3 separate regions of the Homo sapiens genome follow, and regions 2 and 3 are each linked to region 1. A link is a loop called in an ENCODE intact Hi-C map of the cell type or tissue named here. Cell type or tissue: B cell. All regions are shown on one strand. Each heading gives the region's core, and the rest is flanking DNA. Links, peaks and the distances in the headings are about the cores only.

The links. Hi-C counts contacts between places; a loop is a spot of excess contacts. Peaks named below come from ENCODE experiments on the same cell type or tissue, not always from the same donor. Only the 100,000 strongest peaks of a DNase experiment are listed, where the experiment ranks them.
Region 2: it touches region 1 in a loop (11-fold over the local background); 2 of 110 quality-filtered maps call a loop at or near these places.
Region 3: a loop joins it to region 1, with 16 times the contacts of the local background. A loop is called at or near these places in 12 of 110 quality-filtered maps.

Annotation. Positions count from the first base shown.
Region 1 is chr12:51,266,432-51,274,143 of GRCh38, reverse strand. It overlaps SMAGP (small cell adhesion glycoprotein), which reads left to right and starts at 3,729. Exons shown (of 4, transcript NM_001031628.2): 1 at 3,729-3,888; 2 at 4,828-4,899. The coding sequence starts at 4,866. RefSeq lists silencers at 3,671-3,750, 3,791-4,460 and an enhancer at 3,555-4,055. In B cell, for the core only: a CTCF peak has its summit at 4,470 (motif pointing left); DNase peaks (open chromatin) are centred at 3,913 and 4,443; H3K4me3 peaks cover 1,818 bases; H3K27ac peaks cover 1,717 bases.
Region 2 is chr12:51,364,614-51,372,325 of GRCh38, reverse strand. It overlaps GALNT6 (polypeptide N-acetylgalactosaminyltransferase 6), which reads left to right. Exons shown (of 12, transcript NM_007210.4): 5 at 6,747-6,896. Among named protein-coding and RNA genes, the nearest start is that of CELA1, 22 kb to the right of the region's middle. RefSeq lists enhancers at 446-1,012, 2,851-3,000. In B cell, for the core only: no CTCF peak of the experiment used is centred there; a DNase peak (open chromatin) is centred at 3,235; H3K4me3 peaks cover 1,220 bases; H3K27ac peaks cover 1,047 bases.
Region 3 is chr12:51,527,758-51,535,469 of GRCh38, reverse strand. No RefSeq gene overlaps it. Among named protein-coding and RNA genes, the nearest start is that of SCN8A, 60 kb to the left of the region's middle. RefSeq lists an enhancer at 3,209-3,268. In B cell, for the core only: CTCF peaks have their summits at 3,174 and 3,375 (motif pointing right); a DNase peak (open chromatin) is centred at 3,379; H3K27me3 peaks cover 646 bases.

The DNA.
Region 1 (7,712 bases), core at 3,108-5,607:
TGTGATCTCTGCTCACTGAAACCTCCGCCTCCCAGGTTTAAGCGATTCTCCTGCCTCAGCGTCTTGAGCAGCTGGGATAACAGGCATGCGCCACCATGCTCGACTAATTTTTGTATTTTTATTAGAGTTGGGGTTTCACCATGTTGGCCAGGATGGTCTCGATCTCTCAACCTTGTGATCTGCCCGCCTCGGCCTCCCAAAGTGCTGGGATTACAGGCGTGAGCCACTGTGCCTGGCCTATTTTTATTTTTTTAATGTTTAATTTTTGTGGGTTCATAGGAGGTATATATATTTATGGGGTACATGAGTTTTTTTGTTTTTTTTTTTTTGAGACAGAGTCTTGCTCTGTTGCCCAGGCTGGAGTGCAGTGGCACAGTCTCAGCTCACTGCAAGCTCTGCCTCCCGGGTTCATGCCATTCTCCTGCCTCAGCCTCCCCAGTAGCTGGGACTACAGGTGCCTGCCACCACGCCTGCCTAATTTTTTGTATTTTTAGTAGAGACGGGGTTTCACCATGTTAGCCAGGATGGTCTTGATCTCCTGACTTTGTGATCCGCCTGCCAAAGTGCTGGGATTACAGGTGTGAGCCACCATGCCCGGCCTCATGAGATGTTTTGATATAAGCATGCAATGCATAATAAAATCATATCATGGAGAATGGAGTATCCATCCCCTTAAGCATTTATCTTTTGTGTTAAAAACAATCCAATTACACTATTTTAGTTATTTTTAAATGTACAATTAAGTTATTATTTATAGTCACCCTGTTGTGCTACCAAATAGTAGGTCTTAAGGTCTTATTCTTTTTTTTTTTTTTTTTGTACCCATTAATCATCCCCACCTCCCTCCCTAAGGTTACTTTTTTTTGGTTGAGGGGAAAGGATCTTGCTATATCTCCCAGGCTGGAGTGCAGCCTTCACCCCCAGGGCTCAAGTGATCCTCCCACCTCAGCCTCCTGACTAGCTGGGACCACAGGTGCATGCCACGACTCCTGTCTAACTTTTTTTGTATTTTGTAGAGACAGTGTTTCAACATGTTGCCCAGGCTGGTCTCAAACTCCTAGGCTTAAGTGATCTGCCCACTGTGGCCTCCCAAAGTGCTGGGATTATAGGTGTAAGGTTACTTGTTTTTTTTTTTTTTTGAGTCAGAGTCTCACTCTGTTGCCCAGGCTGGAGTGCGTTGGTGCAATCTCGGCTCACTGCAACCTCCACCTCCAGGGTGCAAAAAGGTTCTCCTGCCTCAGACTCCGAAGTAGCTGGGATTACAGGCTCCCGCCACCACACTCAGCTAATTTTTGTATTTTTAGTAGAGACGTGGTTTCGCCATGTTGGCCAGGCTGATCTCGAACTCCTGACCTCAGGTGATCTGCCTGCCTTGGCCTCCCAAAGTGCTGAGATTACAGGCGTGAGCCACTGCGCCCCACCAGTTACATTTTAAAGAGAAAAAAAAGATGCTTATTGAAAGAACATTACTAACAACTGTCGAAATTGTGAAAGTGACAGCAAATCAGTAGAGTCAGTCAGTTGAGCCAGATAGCCTCTGAGTCTGTAGTTCTTTTTTTCTTTTTTTTTTGTCGCCCAGGCTGGAGTGCAGTGGCACAATCTCGGCTCACTGCAACCTCCGCCTCCCGGGTTCAAGCGATTCTCCTGCCTCAGCCTCCCCATTAGCTCGGATTACAGGCGCCTGCCACCACGTCCAGCTAATTTTTATATTTTTAGTAGAGACAGGGTTTCACTGTGTTGGCCAGGCTGGTCTTGAACTCCTGACCTTGTGATCCACCCGCCTCGGCCTCCCAAAGTGCTGGGATTACAAGTGTGAGCCACCGCGCCTGGCTGAGTCTATAGTTCTAAACAATCTTCAACACATAATAGAAAATGTGAAAGAGACAGACCCAGGTCCAAGAACGATCTGAACTTCTCCTGGAATTCATGATCAAGGTGGACAGCTAGAAGTATGTCAATGCCAGCAATTGTCCTCCTTTGGATTTAGCCCTCTAGGATTTTAATTTCCTTTTCTCTTGGATATTCTCTTATCTAAGGACAAGCCAGGCTCACCTTTCTTTTATTAAGTTACATATGCATAGCTGGCATATCACTTTCTTTGCCTTTCTTGGTTGGATTGGCATTTTCCCATGCACATATTTACATATATTTCTCACAATATATTTATATAAAATGAATTTCATCACTTTTTTATTGTTTGTTTTCCTCCTGTATTTGTGTTTGTTTTTTTCTTTTGAGACGGAGTTTTGCTGTTGTTGCCCAGGCTGGAGTGCAATGGTGTGATCTCGCCTCACTGCAACCTCTGCCTCCCAGGTTCAAGCAATTCTCGTGCCTCAGCCTCCAGAGTAGCAGGGATTACAGGTGTGTGCCACCACGCCCAGCGGATTTTGTATTTTTAGTAGAGACAGGGTTTCACCTTGTTGGCCAGACTGGTCTCAAACTACTGACCTCAAGTGATCCACCCGCCTCCCAAAGTGCTGGGAGCCACAGTGCCCTGCCCTCTGGTTTCTTTTATAATGAACACTTTAGGAATAAAAGCAACTACTCTTGCTTTGCTTGTGACTTTGTTTTGTTTTCTCCCTTTATGCCTCTCTCCTCTGAGACCTTCCCTTTCGGTCTGTTCCCGGATTAACATGCACAATCTGATGATGCCTGTCTTTCTACAGAAAGTATTTCTGTATAAATACTGGTTTACAAACCTACAGAACGCCTAGGAGTGCGAAGTAAGCACAGAAGTCTATCACTGGGAGGGAAAGAATAATCACAAGGGTTCCAATCCTAAACGGGAAGCCAAGGTAACAAGACCTAGCGTTTATTGAGCACTTACTATGTGCCAGGCAAGGTTCTAATGCCTTACAGTACATATTTACTAACCTATTTCGTCCCAACAGTCACTCTATTCAGACAGGTATTGCCCCAGATAAGAGAAACGGAACAGAAGCAGCTTGTCCAAGATCACACAGCAGAGCTGATTCCAGTGCCTGCGCTATATACTATTACATCCTCTTAGTCACTGAATTCTTCTGATTAATTTGGGAACATTTCCTGCCACAAACGAGTGAGTCAAGAGGTAGCTAAAGCATGGCACTGATTATTCAAATTGAGGTGCTCACCATGCTTCTAGAACCATGGATATGAGATGGCTTTACAGGCATGATCACTTTCAGACCCGCATTTTAGGAATGAGGAAACAGATTTTCGAGATGTTAATTTGCCCAAAGTCACCCAGCTAGCAAGCAGAAGAGCTGGGGCTGTTTGAATCCAAAGTCCACGGCACTCCTAACCGCTGCTCAACGCTGCCCCACAAGAACGTCCAGCTGGCAAGACCCGGGTGGGGCTCGTTGCTCTCCCCGCTTCACCTCCCTGCTTCACGGCCGGGGGTGTGCTGGCTAAGTTCGCTCATCTGCCAAGCTTCAGGACACAGACCTATGTGAGCAAGCGATAAACAAATGCAAATAAATGTAACTTTCCACATTAGCTAAAAATTCAGAGAACGTCAAGCCCAGGGAAATGGGACGGATCCCAGTTAGCCCGCGGCTCCAATCTGGTCCCCCCCCAACCCCGAGCCTCGCGGCGAGAAAGGAAGCGGCTCCGGATGGAGAGTAAAGTGACAATCGGAGAAGGGCAGGCTGCCTTTCCTCCCGGGGGAGCCAAGGGGACCTGCAGAGGGCGGTTTCTCTCCGCTTTTCCTGTCCCACCCCGTCGGCCTGCCCCCCACCCCCTCCGGCCTCTGCGCCAACCCCGCGCGCCACCCGCGGCTTCCTCCGCTCGGGGTCCTCGTTCGGCCTCTGCTGGCCTCCGCGACTCCGCGGTGCCCGCCCCCGTTGAGTTCAAAAGGACGCGCGGAGCGGCGCCGGCCCTTCACCAGCAGCCCGTCCGACTGGAAAGGTGAGCACGAGGGAAGGGCGGGGGCGCCGGAGAGCCGGGTCGCCCACATTCGCCGCAGCCACCTCGGCCGTGGCAGGAACCGAAACCCGGAGCGGCCGAAGCTCAGCGCTCCGCTGGGGCAGAGGGTCGCGGCGGCTGGGAACGCCGCTCCCCGACGCACCGGCCGCCCCCAGCGCAGCGCGCTCCGCGGGGTGCTGGTAACGCGGGGGGCTCGGGGCGGGGGCGGGGACGGGGGCGGGGCCGCGGGGCGAGGACCAACCCAGCCCGTCGCGTCCACCCCGCGTTCGCAGGGGCGTCGAGGATCTCCGGGGCGCGGGGCGCGGGCTGGGGCCCAGTGAGGCTTGGCAGGCTGTGCGCGGACCGCGCCCTGGACGGCGAAAGCAGGCCCGGAGGGGGCGGCCAGTCCGGCGTCCCAGCGTCCGAGGCGAGCCAGAAGGCGGCCCACGGCCGTCGCCTCCCGGTCCCGGCCCGGCTACTGCGCTGCGCCCACTCCGCTCTGGAGCCTGGGCGCGGGTCCTGACCTTCCCGGCCCTCTCCTGACACCTGGTGGATGGCGTCACCAGAACTCCTAGCTGTGGAACCCTAGGGTACCTGTTACCGCGCTTTGGCGAAACTGGGTTCGCTGCTGATTTGCGAACCTTTGCCTGACTTTCTCAGGCCTTGAGAGATCTAAGTAAATTTGGTGGCCCATTGAAAGGACCTGGAGAGAGCGTATGAAGGTAACACCCCGTCAAACTGCATGCGGCCTCAGACCTGCTCCTGTGGAGAGCTGTTGGTACCTGGAGCCTGAGGAGATATTCAGGGAAACCAGAAGAGGACAAGAGAAAAAGGGGAAGGGACTTGGGAGAACCTGGCACCAGAGGCTTTCCTGGGACTTCCAGGACTCAAAGCCATAGGGGCCCACCCGCTACATTCCTGTCTTTGCCCCTCTTCCTACAGATCTGCCTCTTCTCCAAGAAACTCAACCACTAGTGACAATGACCAGCCTCCTGACTACTCCTTCTCCAAGAGGTAGGTGAAGGCCTTTCCTAATCCCAGTGAGAAAGAATTGTTCAACATCCCCTTCCCCAGACCAGTCCTGGAAGCCTCAGCCCAGGTGGGAAGACTCCCACCTCTCTCTGCCTGCCTCACACAGGAAGGGCCTGGGAGGAAGCAGGAACTAGAGTGTGCCCCTTAGTACGGTTTTAATCTGAAGTCACATGGACATGGTGACTTCACAAATCTTTGTAACCTCGGTTTATCAAATAATTTTATGTCGGTAATCCCAGGACTTTGGGAGACTGAGACAGGAGGATCTCTTGAGGCTAGGTGTTTGAGACCTGCCTGGGGAACATAGTGAGACCCCATTGCTAATTCAAAAGAAAGAAAGAGGCCGGGCGTGGTGGCTCATGCTTGTAATGCCAGCAGTTTGGGAGGTCGAGGTGGGCGGATCATCTGAGGTCAGGAGTTTGAGACCAGCCTGGCCAACATGGTGAAACTCCATCTCTACTAAAAATACAAAAAAATTAGCCAGGCGTGGTGGTGCACGCCTGTAATCCCAACTACTCAGGAGGCTGAGGCATGGGAATCGCTTGAACCTGGGAAGCACAGGTGAGCCGAGATCGTGCCATTGCACTCCAGCCTGGGCAACAAAGTGAGACCGGTCTCAAAAAATAGGAAGGGAGGGAGGAAAGGAAAGGAAGGAAGGAAGGAAGGAAGGAAGATTATTGTATAAGCCTAAAGGAAGGGCTTTACATTCATCTGTCTAATAATTTATAGCTATGGCAAAGAATGTAGCAGAAACCCTTGTAATTAAATGTGGAAAAGGAATCTTCAAAGATAACAGGGAAATCATTTTTTAAAAACCTGCTAAAGATAGTATTGCTAACCTCTAAGCTCCGGTTTCATCATTCACAAAATAGGGAAAATAGTACCTATCTTATGATTTATGAAGATTAAATGAGACAACCCATATAAAACACCTAGAAGAGTGTGTAGTATCTCGTAAGCACTCAGTCACGTTGGTTATTAGCACTGAGTACTTGTTAGAAACCCATCTTTCCCTTGAAAGTGATTTTGCTGGCTTTCTCATTCCACTCCTCTGGTGATACAGACCCAGCATCAAAACCCCATTGTTCCCTGAAGGTGTGCGGAGGCCGGGCACTACTGCTCAGCACTCTGAGAATGGATGCCCACCTTTTAGTTCATCATCAGGCTGGGCCGGACAAACTATCAGTTATTTATTGACTGTTTTCAGCATGTGCTAGTTAGGGAGAGAGAGGAACAAACCCTTGGTTGGTCTATACACCTTTGTCTTCCTATACACAGTCACATTTGTCATTAGGACAGGCATTCTCTGCTTTTACTGATGTGGAAACAGGTGAGTGACACCACCAGTGGAAGTCTAAGACAGTGTCCTCTGTGACTGGTAATGCACACAATTCAGACTTTTAGTTGTCTGGTGAGAAGAGATAAAAGAGAGAAATGGCCAGGTATGGTGGCTCACGCCTGTAATTCCAGCACTCTGGGAGGTTGAGGCAGGCAGACTGAGCTCAGGAGTTCGAGATCAGCCTGGGCAACATGGCGAAACCCCATCTCTACAAAAAAATTTAAAAATTAGCCGGGCTTGGTGGTAGACACCTGTGGTTCCAGCTACTCCAAAGGCTTAGGTGGGAGGATCCCTTGAGCCCAGGAGATGGAGGTTGCAATGAGCCGAGATCATGCCACTGCACTCCGGCCTAGGTGACAGAGCAAGACCCTGTCTTAAAAAAAAAAAAAAAGAGTTAGGGGGACACGGAGTGGGGGGGGGGAATAGGTCAGCAAAGGCTTCATGGGTGGGTGAGGAAGGGGATCTGAGTCTTGCCCTTGAAAGACGGACAAGGTTCATACAGGCAAAGGGGCGCAGCAGGTATCTTAGAGAAACGTAGAATACCTTTTTCGTGTGTACCTGCTCTAGATAAAGGTAGAATACCTCATACCATGTGTGAAGCTACAGAGACGATTTACCCTGGAGGATGTTCAGGAAGCGGGTGGGCAGAGGACCTCCAGAATAATCCTGCCCACAAGGGAAAAAAGGTGATACCTTGGCAGCTAGCTGAGGGATTAGAACCTTGGCAAGGGGGAGCTGTTTACATTTTTTAAATTTTATTATTATTATTTTTGAGACCAAGTCTTGCTGTGTCACCCAGGCTGGAGTACAGTGGCTTAATTTCGGTTCACTGCAACCTCCGCCCCCTGGGTTCAAGCAATTCTCCCACCTTAGTCTCCCTAGTAGCTGGAATTACAGGCGTGCGCTACCACGCCTGGCTAATTTGTATACTTTTAGTGGAGACAGGGTTTCGCCATGTTGGCCAGGCTGGTCTCAAACTCCTGGCCTCAAGTGATCTGCCCTTCTCGGCCTCCCAAAGTGCTGGGATTACAGGCTCATGCCATTTTTTCTTTTTTAAAATTTATGGTAAAATAAACATAGTACAGGTATTACCATTTTAGCCATTTTTTCGCAGACAATTCAGTGGTAGAGTAGTCCCCGCTTATCCACAGGGGATTCATTCCAAAAACCCCAGTGGATGCCTGAAATCTCAGATAGTACTGAACCCCATCTATACTGTGTTTTTTCCTGTACATACATACTTATGATAAAGCTTAACTTGTAAATTAGGCACAGTAAGAGATTAACAATAATAATAAAATAGAACAACTATAACAATATACTGTAATAAGAGTTATGTGAAAATGGTCTCTCTCACTTAAAATGTCTTATTTACTATAGATCTTAGAAACCTCAGTACACAGTTCTTTTTTTTTTTTTCTTAAGTCAAGAACTTTCACCTTTTCACTTAAAGGAA
Region 2 (7,712 bases), core at 2,132-4,631, 99 kb before region 1:
GAGGTGGGAGGGTCACCTGAACTCAGGAGGTCAAGGTTGCAGTGAGCCCTGATCATGCCACTGTATTCAGCATGGGTGACAGAGCGACACCCTGTGTCAAAAACAAAAACAAAACAATCACCTGCCTGAAAAACCTAAGCTAGTCATTCTTATTTTTCTGGGTCCTGGCATCCTTTCAGAATCTGTTAAAATCCCTAGAATAGTGCACCACTGCCCACAATAATATGCAAAACCCACATTTTTGCATTTAATTCCAGGGAATTTGTGGACCCTATGATAAACAACCCTACCCAGAGGGCTTTCAGACGCTAGAGATACTTTAAGCAACATTCAGTTCAGTGAGGAAAGGAGGAAAAAACCCTCAGATCCATGGTCAGAAATCTCTGCCGTCCACAGTGGGATAAAATTTCCCACACGTTTGACTGTTTGATCAGATTAACCAGCTCTCATTACACACACACACAAACAGGACTGTGTCTCTGCCGAAATACAATGTCCCTGCTCTCTGACCTCCACTCCAGGCACCCAGTAGTAGCCCTATGAGAGTGAGTCTAAGGGCATTTGATACCATGGGGGAGGAGACCGCGTGCTGAGCTGGGGAGCTTTTTCTTCCCCACCTCTGAGTCAGAACCAGGGCACAGACCTCATTCCTGAGTGGCTAGGTCAGCAGCCAGGGTTCCCTCCCTGTCTGGCACACTCCACCAGCTTAACTAAATTAGAGGGAAAAAAAAGAAGAATGCAGGGCAATGGGTTAGTGAGTGAGTAATTAGGGAGCTCTTTTCACCGGAGTAGCCAGGAAAGACTACTCTTAGTACTCCCTGCAAAGGGAGCAGCCAACACAGAGGCCTGAGGCTTGACTTGTTAATGAGGCAGAAAGAAGACAGTGTGGCTTAAACAAAGTAAGCCAGGGAGCAGAAAGAGTGCTGGTGGAGTGGGTGTAAGGAGCCGGGCCCATGGCTCATGCCTGTTAATTCCAGCACTTTGAGAGGCCGAGGCAAGAGAACCCTTGAGGTCAGGAGTTTGGGACCAGCCTGGCCAACATGGAGAAACCCCGTCTCTACTAAAAATACAAAAATTAGCCAGGCATGGTGGTGGGCACCTGTAATCCCAGCTACTCAGGAGGCTGAGGCAGAAGAATTGCTTGAACCCCGGAGGCGGAGGTTGCAGTGAGCTGAGATCACACCATTGCACTCCAGCCTGGGCGACAAGAGCAAAACTCCATCTCAAATAATAATAATAATAATAATAATAATAATAATAATAATAATAATTTTTTAAAAGGCTAGCGGGACCAAATTGTGAGACCTCCGTAAGCCACCGACAGTGTTTGGATTTTTCATGTGTGTATGTAGTAAAAGGCACGACATAAAACGTATCATCTTCACGGTTTCAGTCCACAGTTTATTGATTTTAAATGCATTCACATTATTGTGCAACCATCTCCGGAACTTTTTTTTTTCCCTTTTTTAATAAGATGGGGTCTCACCATGTTGACCAGGCTGGTCTGGAACTCCCAGCCTCCCAAAGTGCTAGGATTACATGCGTGAGTCACCACAACCAGCCAATAACTTATTTTTTGTCATCCCAAACTGAAATTCTGTACCTATTAAACATGAATTCTCCACGCTGTCCTCCCCACAACCCCTGGCAACCACCCTTCTACTTTCTGTCTCTATGAATTTGATTATCATAAGTGGAATCATACAGTATTTGTCCTTTTGTGACTGGCTTATTTCACTTAGCATAATGCCTTCAAGATTCATCCATGTTGTAACATTTGTCAGAATTTACTTTATTTTTTTTGAGATGGAGTTCGTTCTTGTTGCCCATTGGCGCAATCTTGGCTCACCGCAACCTCCACCTCCTGGGTTCAAGTGATTCTCCTGCCTCGGCCTCCCGAGTAGTTGGGATTACAGGCACGTGCTGGCTAATTCTGAATTTTTAGTAGAGACAGGGTTTCTCCGTGTTGGTCAGGCTGGTCTCGAACTCCTGACCTCAGGTGATCCACCCACCTTGGCCTCCCAAAGTGCTGAGATTACAGGCGTGAGCCACCAAACCCGGCCCAGAATTTACTTTTTAAGGCTGAATACTATTCTATTGTATGTATACACCACATTTTGTTTGTCCGTTCATTCGCTGATGGACACTGAGGCTGTTTCTGCCTTTGGCTATCGTGACTAATGCTGCTGTGAACATTGGTGTGCAAATATCCAAGTCTCTGCTTTCAGCTCTTCAGGGTATATGCCCAAAAGTGGAATTGCTGGATCATATGGTAATTCTGTCTTTAGTTTTTTTTAAGGAACCATCATACCTTTCCATAAGGAAACACCATGGATTTGTTTTTAAATACAATTTGAAGCCGCTGTAGTGACATGATCTGATTTATGATTTTTAGAGAGAATTTTACTTCTCACAGTAGCTGCCGTGTCAAGAATAGATTGAGGAGAGTGGTATAGAAGGCAGAAAAGCAGTGACTGTGGGGATGAGAGAGAGAGCTGGCAGTACCTGCAGATGTGCTGATTGTGGAAGGGGACAGCAGGGGGGATTCTAGCATGACTTCCAGGTTAGAGCAGCTGGAGGGATGCTGGCACCGTGTACTGACGTGAGGGAGACTGGGGGGCAGATTTGCAGGGGAAATTCAGAGCCTGTTTTGGGCATATGTTGAATTTTCCATTTTGTTCCACATCCAAGTGAAGATGGCAAGGTCAGGAAGGAATCCCTGGGAGCCATCTGCATGATACTTCAGATCATGGAACTGAGTGCGGTGTCTGTGTTGGCATCCCAGGGGTCTTGTGGACTTGAGTTGTGAGGAGTGAAGCTGGTTGGGGTGGTGGGGTGTTGAACCTAAGTTGGAAGGCTGTCACGGCGGGGACATGAGTGTGTGGCTGGGCTCACCGGTACAGCTATGCTCAGCTCCAGTCTCCTCAGTTCTGGGTCTGTCCAGTAGGTCTGGGGGTGGAACAGGTGGAGTATCACGAGGGGCATTGCTTAGGGGAGTTGTCTCCCCAGAAGGGCTTGAGGCCAGAGGCTGGAAGCCTCTCAGGCTGAGAATCCCTGGGTCTGGCCTCACCAGACTGGAAGGAAGGCGTGGGAGAAGGGCTTTGTAGTGCTCGGGGCCCCCCCTGAGGTTCACAGCTCAGTGCTTCACTGTCTCTCACCACAAAACCCACTTCCTATGATGTTTTGTCCGTGGGTTATCTCCACTACCGTGAACTTCCTGTGCGCAGAGCTGGGCAAGCTCTCGGGGAAACACAGCAGCCATGCTGAGGAGCCTGGGCTTCCTCCCTCCTTCCTGTCAGGGCCAGCACCCGGGGCTGCAGGTGCACTATGAGTCTCAAAGGGCAGGACCCAGACCAGGCCCCTCCCTTCCCAGAACAGCATCTGGCACCTGGCAGCACATTGACAGACATTTGTGGAGTGAGTGCTGGGCTGAGGCTGCTGCATGAGGCTGATTTTGATTCCTGAGGTCCTGGCCCCCAGAGATAAGAGGCCTCATTCCTGGAGTTAAGTAAGATACAGCCCCCTCCTCAGATGACTGCCTGAAGAATCCATTCATAAATGAGCGCCATGTCATAATCACCTCACCTGTCTGTCCAGTAGGATTGAAGAAGGAAAAAGTGGGCGGGGCGTAGTGGCTCACGCCTGTAATTCCAACTCTTTGGGAGGCCGAGGCGGGCAGATCACTTGAGGTCAGGAATTCGAGACCAGCCTGGCCAACATGGTGAAGCCCCATCTTCACAAAAAATACAAAAAATTAGCGGGGCGTGGTGGCAGGTGCCAATAATCTCAGCTACTTGGGAGGCTGAAGCAGGATAATTGCTTGAACCCAGGAGGTGGAGGTTGTGGTGAGTCGAGATTGCACCACTGCACTCCAGCCTGGGCGACAGAGTAAGACTCTGTCTCCAAAAAAAAGAAGAAAAAAAAAAAAAACATGGAAAAAAAAAGAAGGAAAAAGCTGAAATTCCAAATTATAGAGACTTTCCTTCTCCTAGGCGCCACTCTCCAGGACAGTGACTAAAGAACAGCTTCAACAAACCCCTTTCTCTCCCTTTCCCTCCCGGGATCTCACACACAGGGAAATGGCAAGGCCTTGGGTGACTGCGAGAGGAAGCAGAGACCACCTTGAAACTCGGGTGCATTAAGTCCTTGGCCTTCTCATCTTAATCTGCTCCAGAATAAAAAAATTTAAAAAAAAAAGTCCGTGGCCTCACTGGTGGTCAAGAGACCACCTTGAAACTCAGGTGCATTAAGTCCTTGGCCTTCTGATCTTAATCTGCTCCAGAATTAAAAAATTAAAAAAAAAAAAAATTCCATGGCCTCACTTCCCCTGGAGGGAGAAGGTGGGGAGTCCTCACATGCAGACTGGCTAGGATCCTGCTGCTGCCCTTTGTGCTTCTGCCACCCTGGGCTAGTCACTTTGAGTCTTACTTTCCCCATCTATAAACACTGGGGACAATACTCCCTGTTTCATAGAGTTGTTAACTATCATAGAGAAGATTAAATAAAGAAGTCACCATGAAGACACCTACCTCACCCACACCGGCACACACTCCAGCTCAGTGCTGGGTTATTGTGTGCGTGCATTTGTGGGAGATCAATTGCATGCAACCCCCTAAGCTGCTTAATTTCAGGACCTGCCGTTTGTAGAATGCTGCATTCAGAGCAAGGCCCAAGCTCTGGGCTGATCCCACAGTCCAAAAGGAAAAGGACACACAATTGTCACATCTGTCCCCCACATCTGAAACTGCAGGCAACTCCATTCTGCACAGAACAGAACCGTGGCAGAGATAAACCAAAATGGCAGTTAGTAAAACATAGTAAGGTTTGGAATTCGGTATGTTTCAAGATGGACTGCTTCAGAATAGAGCTATTCTTCGTTTGTTTTTTGTTTTGAGACAAGTCTTGCTATGTCACTCAGGTTGGAGTGCAGTGGCATGATCTCAGCTCACTGCAACCTCCACCTCCTGGGTTCAAGCAGTTCTCCTGCCTCAGCCTCCCGAGTAGCTGGGTTTACAGGTGTGCGCCACCACACCTGGCTAATTTTTGTTTGTTTGTTTTTGGTTTTTTTGAGACGGAGTTTCGCTCTTGTTGCCCAGGCTGGAGTGCAATGGTGCAATCTCGGCTCACTGCAACCTCTGCCTCCCAAGTTCAAACGATTCACCTGCCTCAGCCTCCCGAGTAGCTGGGATTACAAGCATGCGTGCCCAGCTAATTTTGTATTTTCAGTAGAGACAGGGTTTCTCCATGTTGGTCAGGCTGGTCTCGAACTCCCAACCTCAGGTGATCCACCTGCCTCCGCCTCCCAAAGTACTGGGATTACAGCCATGAGCCAGCGCGTCTGGCCTAATTTTTGTATTTTTAATAGTGGCAGGGTCTCACCATGTTGGCCAGGCTGGTCTCAAATTCCTTGGCTCAAGTGATCCATCTGCCTTGGCCTCCCAAAGTGCTGGGATTACAGGAGTGAGCCACCGTGCCCAGCCAGAATAGAGCTATTGTTAATGCTCTGAGGATTTCAGACTAAATTACAGGGCCATGAACTAAAACTCTTCTTTGAAAGGAGCTGGAGGTCTCAGTAGAGACATCTTCCCTTCAAAAAGCTTTCCCCGCTCCTCAAATCCAGGAGATTTGGCCCTTCTTTGGGACCCACACCCCAGCACTACCTCTGTTAGATCATGGATCACCTGCCCTGGAATTGCCTGTTTCCTGGTCAGCCTTGCTTCTGGGTGGTTTGTTCCTTAGGACAAATGGTCAAGCCGGCTGGGCTCGCCACTGTGCCTGGTCCGTGGTAGGTGCTTGGTGCAAGTATTTTCTTAATATAATTAAAAAGCTGCTGGGCATGTTTTCACCTTAAAGAATTCTATCTGCAGAGGAGGTTACAAAGGGGATTAGAGTCAGATGTCCTGCTGCTGATCCAGCAAGCAAGGAGTCACCATTTGTGTATGCCCACCCATCGACGTTACCGTGAAGAGCCTGGGAGACAGGGAATCCTAGACACTGGAAAACAACCGTGCAATGGAGCTGTGGAATTGCAGCTCTGGAAGATGGTGGCTGAGAGGGTGGAGAAACTGAGGGAGGCATCTGAGAGCCTCTGTCAGAATTTTGTACTTGGGCCGGGCGTGGTGGCTCATGCCTGTAATCCCAGAACTTTGGGAGGCCAAGGCAGGCGAATCACTTGAGGCCAGGAGTACGAGACCAGCCTGGCCAATATGGTGAAATGCTATCTCTACTAAAAATGTAAAAATGAGCCAGGCATGGTTGCACACACCTGTAGTCCTAGCTACTCAGGAGGCTGAGGCAGGAGAATCACTTGAGCCCAGGAGGTGGAGGTTGCAGTGAGCCAAGATCACGCCATTGCACTCCAGCCTGGGTGACAGAATGAGACTCCATCTCAACAACAACAACAAAAAGTTTGTACTTGATACGTGACCACAGAAACACAACTCTGAGGTGCTGTCCCTGACATTAGAGAGGGTGCCCAGGTGAACAGGCATAGGATCTAGCACCACAGAGCCAGAGCCCTGGTGAGGCAGTTTTGACCACAGACAGGGCTTCTTTCTTCCTCTCCCCATCTTCCCTGTTAACCTCCTTCCCCAGCTCCGGCTTCTGTGGAATGGCTCAGTACAGCAGGTGTTGGGGGTTTAAAATTCAGGCCTGCTAGAGGCCTGAGAGCCCCTAGCTTGGTGCCCACAGGGGATTGGGTATACAGCAAAGTGGTGGACTGGCCACAATGACACTGTCCCTTCCAGAGCACCTAAAGGAGAAGCTGGAGCAGTACGTGAAGCAGCTGCAGGTGGTGAGGGTGGTGCGGCAGGAGGAGCGGAAGGGGCTGATCACCGCCCGGCTGCTGGGGGCCAGCGTGGCACAGGCGGAGGTGCTCACGTTCCTGGATGCCCACTGTGAGTACCAGGGCACCGGCCTGGGTGTAACCTGGAGGCTCCCTCCCTGCTAGAATGAGCCAGGGCCACAGCCTCCCCAAGGCCCCTTCCTGTTCTCTCTTCCGGGAGTGAAGGAGGCTTGGGACCCACTCCAGGTGCCTCTACCCCTTTCTCACCCCAATCCCAAGGATGTTTCATCAAGAAGACAAACATCCCTAAAACAACTGGTGACCCCAAAATCACTGGAAGTGATTTCCAGTGATCACCGGGGCCCCGGACATTCATCCCTCCCTGTACTCCCATCTGCACCTTGCTCTGAGCTTGGCCCCTCAGAGAGGCCTCCTGCTATGACAGAACTGGCTTGTTTGGGGCTTTCTTCTAGGGCAACATGGAGCCAGGAAGGCCTCCTTCTTGCCCAAAACCAAAACACTTCCCCACTGTTGTGGAGGATGAAATATTTTCCCTAGGAGTGGTGATATATATTAGGGGAAGCTCTAGTCTTGGAGTCAGAATTCTTGGTTTGCATTCTGACCCTGCCCCACTAACAGCCTCAGTTTCCTCATTTATAAAATAGGAATGAGGATACTAACCTTACTGAACAGAAATATTACTCTGAGGGCCGAATGAAGTAATAATACGTGCAGAAGCTCACTGAAAATCTCAAGGAGCTAGACAAATGAAAGAGATTATTCTTCTACAATTAGGGCTGAAGCTTGACATGCGGATGCCCCTGGGAGGGGGAACACCCTCTTCTGAAATCCACACGTGGGCCCGGAGGGCTGGGCCAATGGATCGGCTGGAACCCCGGAAGATACCATCCAGGGCCTCCCTGTGCTT
Region 3 (7,712 bases), core at 2,132-4,631, 260 kb before region 1:
ACTGCACTCCAGCCTGGGCGACAGAGCGAGACTCCTCAAAAAAAAAAAGTTAAGTCTAGAGTTCAATTGAGTCATGTACCAATGCTGTTTTCTCAGTTTTAACAAATGTAGCAGGGCACTGAAAGATGTTAGCTTTAGAGAAAACAGGGTGAGGGGAAATAGAGGAACCCTTATATTATCTTTACAACTGTTCTGTAAATTTAAAATTATTCCAAAATAAAAAGTTTACTACTATATATATGTATATATGTATATATACTAATATATATGCATGAAGATAATCCGCGTCCAGATTCTGTACCTTCGTTTCAGGGGCTTTGACACTTTTCTGACTGGAAAAGACTCTTTCAGTTATAACCTACTACATACACATGTATATATCTGCAACAGAAATGTCCCCAGACAATCCCCACTGTATTACTCCCGGTGCACTATGATGTTTCTTTTCTACTCTATTCCGTTTCATTTGTTTTAGTGCTGGTCTCACCTGTGGATGAGCCTCTCCCTGGGACTCTGCCCCACGTGGCCTCATCTCCACCAAGCCCCCGCACACTGCCAAGACCCAGGGCTTCCGTGCTGGGACCCACTTTACCCAGAGATGGAATCTTTATTTGTGTCTCCGCCCAGACACCACCCCTTCCGAAAGGCCTCCCCTGCCTACCCTGGCTAAAGGCACACACCTCACATATAACCCCATCATTCTCCGTCCCCTTACCCTCTTTCTGTGTCTTTGTGGCACTGATCACAGCCTGCTCTTATGTCACATACATGTGCCATGTGTTCGCTTACTGGCTTTTCCCTGTCTAGAAAGTCAGCGGCATGAAACCAGGACTGTTATCTGTTTGGCTCCCTGCTGTGTCCTACTGCCTGGTGCACAGCAGCCACGAAATAAATATCACTTCACTGTAGAATTCTCCAAGTTTCTAAATACAAGTCAAGAAAACATGACTTGACTAAACCTGGGACTTCCTTCCTTTTCCCTCCTAAGGATGGACAGCCCCGGCTTCCCTGGCTGCTTGCATGACAGCTCTGTTCTCTGCTGCCTGCACCATCCCCCCCCGCCCCCGCCCCGCCACCAGTGTGTGTGCAGCTTTTATGGAATAATCAGCCTCTCTTTGCTTGCGTTTGGCTATTCCTGCAGCCTTCTTGGCAACCTTTTTTTTTTTTTCCAGCAAGAATAAGCGAGGAAAGAAAAGTGGGAGAGGAGGAAGAGGAAGAGGAGGAAGGGGAGGAGAAAGACAAGGCTCTGGTTTTCCCCAGCACCATTTCTCTTGCACTGAAGAATTGTCACTCTTGGCCATCAGGTTTCTACAAGCTCACCCAGTCCATATCCCTGACTTTGACATGCTCTGCCAGTGTCTAAATTATTTCTGCATAAAATGACTTAGGGGCTCTCTTTGACTACATTCAGTAGCTCAGTGTTTTCTGGATGCAAATTGCTCCTACCTCTTAAAGGCTGTACTTTACTCCCCCTTTCGACCATTGTGGAGGGAGAGTTACTGTTAATTTCCTAATAATTATGGGCTCTACAAGGGGGATTCAATTGTTAAGTAGAAAAAAAGAGGAATATAGCAATGTGAGCAACATACACAGAATATTAATGTTTGTTTAAAAGGAGAAGTTGGAGAATATGTATTTAGTTTTTGATTGGAAATACATAAAATGCACAGAAAATATACAGAAGAAATGATAACATTGTTTCCCTCTGGAAAGTTCCTTGAGAGCAGAAAAACTTTATAGTTAGCTATTCTAAGCATTTAATCACCAACTAATTTGCCCATGCAGGTGGACAAGAAGGTAAATTCAAATTGTGTTGAAGAAAAGAAAGCAGTTTGTCTCTGGGTGCTTTGTCTGCTTATGAAAGGTGAGGACTCTGATATCATCTAGGGTGAAACTGTTGTGAAGCAGATGGAGGAAATTGATCTTTGATATTAAAGGCCATTTTAAGAACTTTGTAAGCCCCAGAGACTCCTAGTTTTATTATAGCAAATATATTAAAACACACTCATATCCTATGTTAAATATAATTTGCCCTATAATTTTTTTTTTTTTTTTTGAGATAGGGTCTTGCTCTGTCACCCAGGCTGGAGTGCAGTGGCACCAACACGGCTCACTGCAGCCTCTACCTCCTGGGCTCAAGCGATCCTCCCACCTCAGCCTCCTGAGTAGATGGGACTACAGCTACTCAGGAGGCTGAGTAGAGAAGGTCCCACCATGTTGCCCAGGCTGGTCTTGAATTCCTGAGCTCAAGTGACCCACTACGCCCTGGCCTCCCAAAAGTGTGCTGGGATTATCCACCGTGCCTGACCCTGCCCTGTAAGTTTGAAAGGAATTTTATAATTTTGCTTTGGAAATTATTTGGCGATGAGTAATATTTAATTTATTATTGGCTACGATTACTCAGGAGTCACCATCTCTACCCAGGAATTCTTAAGAAGTGAAAAAAATCTAACCCACAAAATTCTTTTCAAATGGAATAAATATTTATAAATACTAAATTTAACAATTAATGAAATTGACAATGTTATGTTTTACTGATGTCTAATTAAGCATTTATAAATTTTGTTTTACTGGGCTTTTTTTTTTTTTTTTTGGCATTTGGACCCAGTAACTTCTTTTTGGGTCCACAAGATAAAATGGCACTATTGATATGTGTCCCCCACCTGTTCTTCTGGAATCTCTACCCCAGGGTAAATGGGACTTTATTACCCTCCTGCCTCCCTCCAACCCCCCAGCCCCTCCCCAGCTTTATCCAGTCAACTCTCTTCAGAAGTTCCTCATGCTCAACTTTTTCCTCTTTTTTTCTTTACCCTTCTTCCTTTTCTCATCTTTCTTTGGCACCCAAAACATTTCTGATAACACCTCGGCTCTCCGCACTCTGAGCTCTATTAATTTGCTAATGTCCTAAATGTTTAATGACTCACAGTCCAGGCAACTTGGTTATGTCTTTTCATAGTTACATTTTAATTGGGCCTTTTTAGAGATACAACACTTGAATTCAAAAGGCTCTCTTTAATGATGTGAATTTAGGGCTTAGTTGTGGGAGATATTTCTAGGGAGGTGCAAAATCCTTTGGGAGTAAATTCCAGCAACAAAAAAAATCCTCTTCCCCTGGGAGCTCACAGATGAGCTGAGGAGGTAACATGTAATGCATAACCAGGACATAAGGTAGACGGCACCATTAGGGACGCGTAGAGGAAGGGCGTGGGGGCTTACAGCAGAGAGCTTGCTTTCAGCTGCGGGAATCAGAGGAGGTTACCTGGAGGAAGCGACATTTGAGTTGGACCCTAAAGGATGGGTGGGGTTTGGAGCCCTGGTGCTTCTGGCTCACTCCTTCCCTTCTAACCAGCTGCCGTTCATGAGTTCCTCCAGCAGAGGGCAGGCATAGCAAAGACGGGAAGGAGAGTCCGATTCTTCAGCCCAGTCTTGAGTGGGGCTTTGCATGCCCAGAACTGTCTAGACGGCTTTCTGGGTTTACTAAGAAGGGGCGGTAACTGAAACCTGGTGCCACCTGCCCTGGTGCCACCTCTCCATGGACACTAAGGTGCCCTTTCTAGAGCAGTCAGGCCGGGCAGGTTTGGGCAGTCCAGCCTGGGGAAGGGGAGAGGACTGCCTTTCTGGGTTGCCATGGGAGTTTATTCCCCACTCTCCCTAAGGAACTGGGAGCCGAGGTATGGGTTGCTTTGGTGCTTAAAGTATTTCTCTGTCTATGGTCAGATGAGACAATAATTCATGCTCAAGTGGTTTACTAAGGAAATATTCCCAAGAAAATATTATAAGGAAGTGGGGACAGTAGAATAGGGAAAGAGTAAATGCCAGGCAAGTGTCTGATTTGGGGTGAAGTCCCAGCCTCAGCCTGATGCCTGAGGGAGCTCCAGGGGCGTGCCTTGCAGCACAGAGTTTGCCCTCCCTCAGGGCAAAGGAACAGGGCTTTGTACTGCTGCACCCATCAATGGCTGACCACGGCTGCCCCAGGGGGACGTCAACTGGCAGCCCCTTCCAGTTCTTGGTGCATCTGGGTGACTTAGCCCCAGGAGCCCGTGCTTTATCGTCTGAAGACAGGTGTTGATAGGAGCCATCGACAGTGAACATACACAGCTGGAAAGGGGATCTGAGGACAGCTGGGTGCGGCTCCGACCGCCTTTGCTACTCTCTCCAAGGCCCCTTCTATTTATCCAGTCTCCCCATGACCAAAGACTTTGTCTTGCAGACAGAACTACCACTGGGGAAACCCAGGAAGATTCCAAGCCCTCTTGTCTTTTCAGAAGAGATCATTTCTGGTCTCTCAGCACCTCTGGTCTTGCTCTGGGGAACCTGTATTTTTATTGCAGGAGTCCTCACCTCTGTCCCCTAATCCCTTCTACCCCAGCTCCTCAAAATGCATCCCTTCAGAGTTCTCCACCCTCAGCTAATTGTCAGTTCGGGCATTGACGTTCCCCATGGATGCATTAATGGCAGAGAGATGCTCTGACAGGCACTGTGTTTTACCCAGCTCTCCCTTCTGTTACCACTCAAGTGGGAGCTCTCCGAGAGCAAGGGCTGTTTCTCATTCCTTGCCCAGGCCTGCCTGATGGAGTGGGTCTCTAAGTGCAGTTCCTGGACCTCCAGCATCAGGCTCACGGCAAGTGCGTTTTATAATCTTAACTTCCCCGCCAGCCCCCATCCCACCGCACACACACAAAAGGGGTCTGGAAATCAGCCTCTTTCACAAACTTCCTAAGTAATTCTGGTGCTCATTAAAGAATGAGAGCCATGGCCCAAGCACTCAAGGGGCAAATGAGTCCTCCAGAGAACTTTCAGGAACCCCCATGGCACACTTTCACCTTTGTCAAGCCACATCTCACCTTCTCAAGGAGCCCCACCCCCGTCCCAGTGCTCCTGATCCCCTGTACCTATTCTACTTCTTCCTACCATAGCATTATCACCTTTTTCATTATGTGTATCGCTTAGTCTCTCACCTTCCCCCATTAGAACATGAGCTCCATGAGGGCAGGGATCTTTGTCTGGCTGACTGCTATGTCCCAGTGCCTGGAATGCAGTATCCACACATGGTTGGTGTTCAAAAACACGTGTTGCATGAATGAATGAAGTAATTGTGTGGAGAGGCATCAGAGTAACTGAAGACAAAGATCATTACAAATTATCCACTTCTAAACTTCTTTGATAACAGACATTGCATTATCTGTGCCCTGAGACCCCCCTCAGATTCAATGACTTACTGGCAGGACTCACAGGACTCCGAAAAGCTGATATACTCACAGTTATGGTTCATTACAGGGAAAGGATACAGATGAACATCAGCAAAGGGACAAAGTAGGTGGCGATGTCCAGGAGAAATCAGGCAATCAGGCTCAACCTTCTAGGTGTCCTCTCCCAGTGGGCCTGACGGGAATGCAGTTAATTCCCCCAAAAACTATGCATGACAACACGTGCAAAATATTACCAACCAGGGATGAGCCTTGTTGTCCAGGGGTTTTATGTGGTGGCAGTACCCACATGACTTATTTTAGCCACTCAGTCTCTAGTTCCCCACGCTACTGAGAGGTCAAACTGTTGGTGCACAGCCCAGGCAGGGCCTTAGGCATACAAAACCAGACATTCACCATAAATCACTTTATTAGCACAAACTGGTCAGACTGATAGTGTGGCCTAAGGCCTGGGGCATAGAAAAAAAGTCAACCAGGCAGGATCTTCCAAGGGCTCAAAGGTCACCTCCCAGGAGCCAGTCAAGGGCCCAGTCCTTTCTTTGGAATGTGCAAGGTTTGAGCAACCCATACCTGCTGCGTTAACCCTTTCCTGCGCAGACACCAGTAAGCAGATTCTCAACATGGCCCCAACTGAGACTGTTCTGTAATTAATCTATGTGGTTGGTATTGGTCTGACTTCTCCCCAGATATTATTGTGCCTAATTAAGTTATACTTGCAGGCTAACTTACCTCAGGGTTGGGTCATATATTCATTTCACAGGGTTAATGAGCACGTACTGTGTGCTAGATATGGTGCTTTATGGGGAATGCAAAAATGGACATGGCAGACATGGTCCGTGTCTCAGGAAGTTTAGTCTAGTCTAGTTACAGGTCAGTTCTTGGACTTTGGCATATGAAGGATTCCTTGGAGATAACAACCCACTCTGAGGGCAAGCAGGAAGAAGAGATGACTGTGGAGTGAAGATGATGAAGGTGCGGGAGAGAAAGCCTCTTCCCTGTCATTAGCTCTGCCCTTTGAACCTTCAGCAAGCAGATCCTGGGAGATTCCTGTGGCTTGTCTGAGGCACTGGAGATTTGCTTGGAGCAAGGCTGCCTTCCAAGATAAAGGGCAGCCAGGAAAAACCTTAATGCTCTATCCATATTTATGTATCAAATACTTACATGGCACCTACTATGTGCCGGATGCCATTCCCAGCATTCTGCAGATATTAGCTCACCACCATGCCAAACCCCTGCCTGTAGCTCCTGGCACATTCCTGATGCTCTGCGGGCTGTGTGTCCTGGGGAGAGCAGCAGATGTCACCATGCCCTCAGAACCTCTCCTGGTTCTCGTGCTTTCTTACTCTCATATGCCCATCCCATCCCAGGCTCATGCCCTCCTTTGCCTTGTGTCCTCAGGAATGCCCTGTCTTTTGTGAGCACACTCCCCTATGTTCTTGAGCTTTCCTGCTAACACTTCTGGAGCTTTGCTTTCACTGAAGCCTGACTTTCCCCAGGATATACTGATGCTCAGCTCAGGTACTCGATGAGCCAGTGACAGATCAGTCTGAAGTCTGAAAAGCAGGCAAGGGCAGTAGTAAGGACAGAAACAGGAATTCAAGAGGAAAACACCCAAGGGCAGATCAAGAGGTCCCAGAGTCCCTGAGACTCCCTCAGCAGAGCCAGCACCTCAGATTATGTTCCTCTGCATCATTTCTGTATCTCAGCTCAGCAACAGCTCTGCTCATACCCAAGAAATGCTTGTGGATGAAACACAGAGGCCCAGTCTCTGTGAATGCCACTGGGATGATATTTATGCACCATAAAATAAACGTTAAACACTCAATACATACATTGCATTGTAGCAAAGTGATTTCAAATATATCATAAAATGACAGGGATAAAATGAAGTGACCTTCATTTCCTGCTTCTTATAGAGAAGGAAACTGATACGAAAAGTGCGGAAGTGTCTTACCCAGGGTGGGTCATGCAGCTAGTGAGTGGCAGAACTGGGATGAGGAGCTGAGATCATGGTCAGATGGAAGTGGAGTTTGGGCCCCCTAGAAGGCTCACCAGTGGTTGCTGGGCAGGCATTGAATTTGCCCCTCATCTGTGTAGCTGAAGCTGAAAGGAAGTCCTCAGCATGCTCAGTACTGAGACAGAAAATCTCTCTTCTCCATGATGCCAACCTCAAGAGGGAAGAGGGAAGTTGCCCTCAAATAAACTAGTGATATGTGTGGGCGAGTTTTCCCTGAAAAATGTAGCAATTCCCCAGAATCCAGGGGCAGGTTTTCTTTGTTTTTTGTTTTGTTTTGTTTTGTTTTGGAGACAGGGTCATGTTCTGTCACCTAGGCTGGAGTGCCGTGGCACAATCATAGCTCACTGCAGCCTCAAATTCCTGGGCTCAAGCAATCCTCCTGCCTCAGCCTCCTGAGTAGCTGGGACTACAGGTGTGTGCCACCATGCTCAGCTAATTTTTAAATTTTTTTGGTAGAGATGGGGTTTTGCTATGTTGCCCAGGCTGGT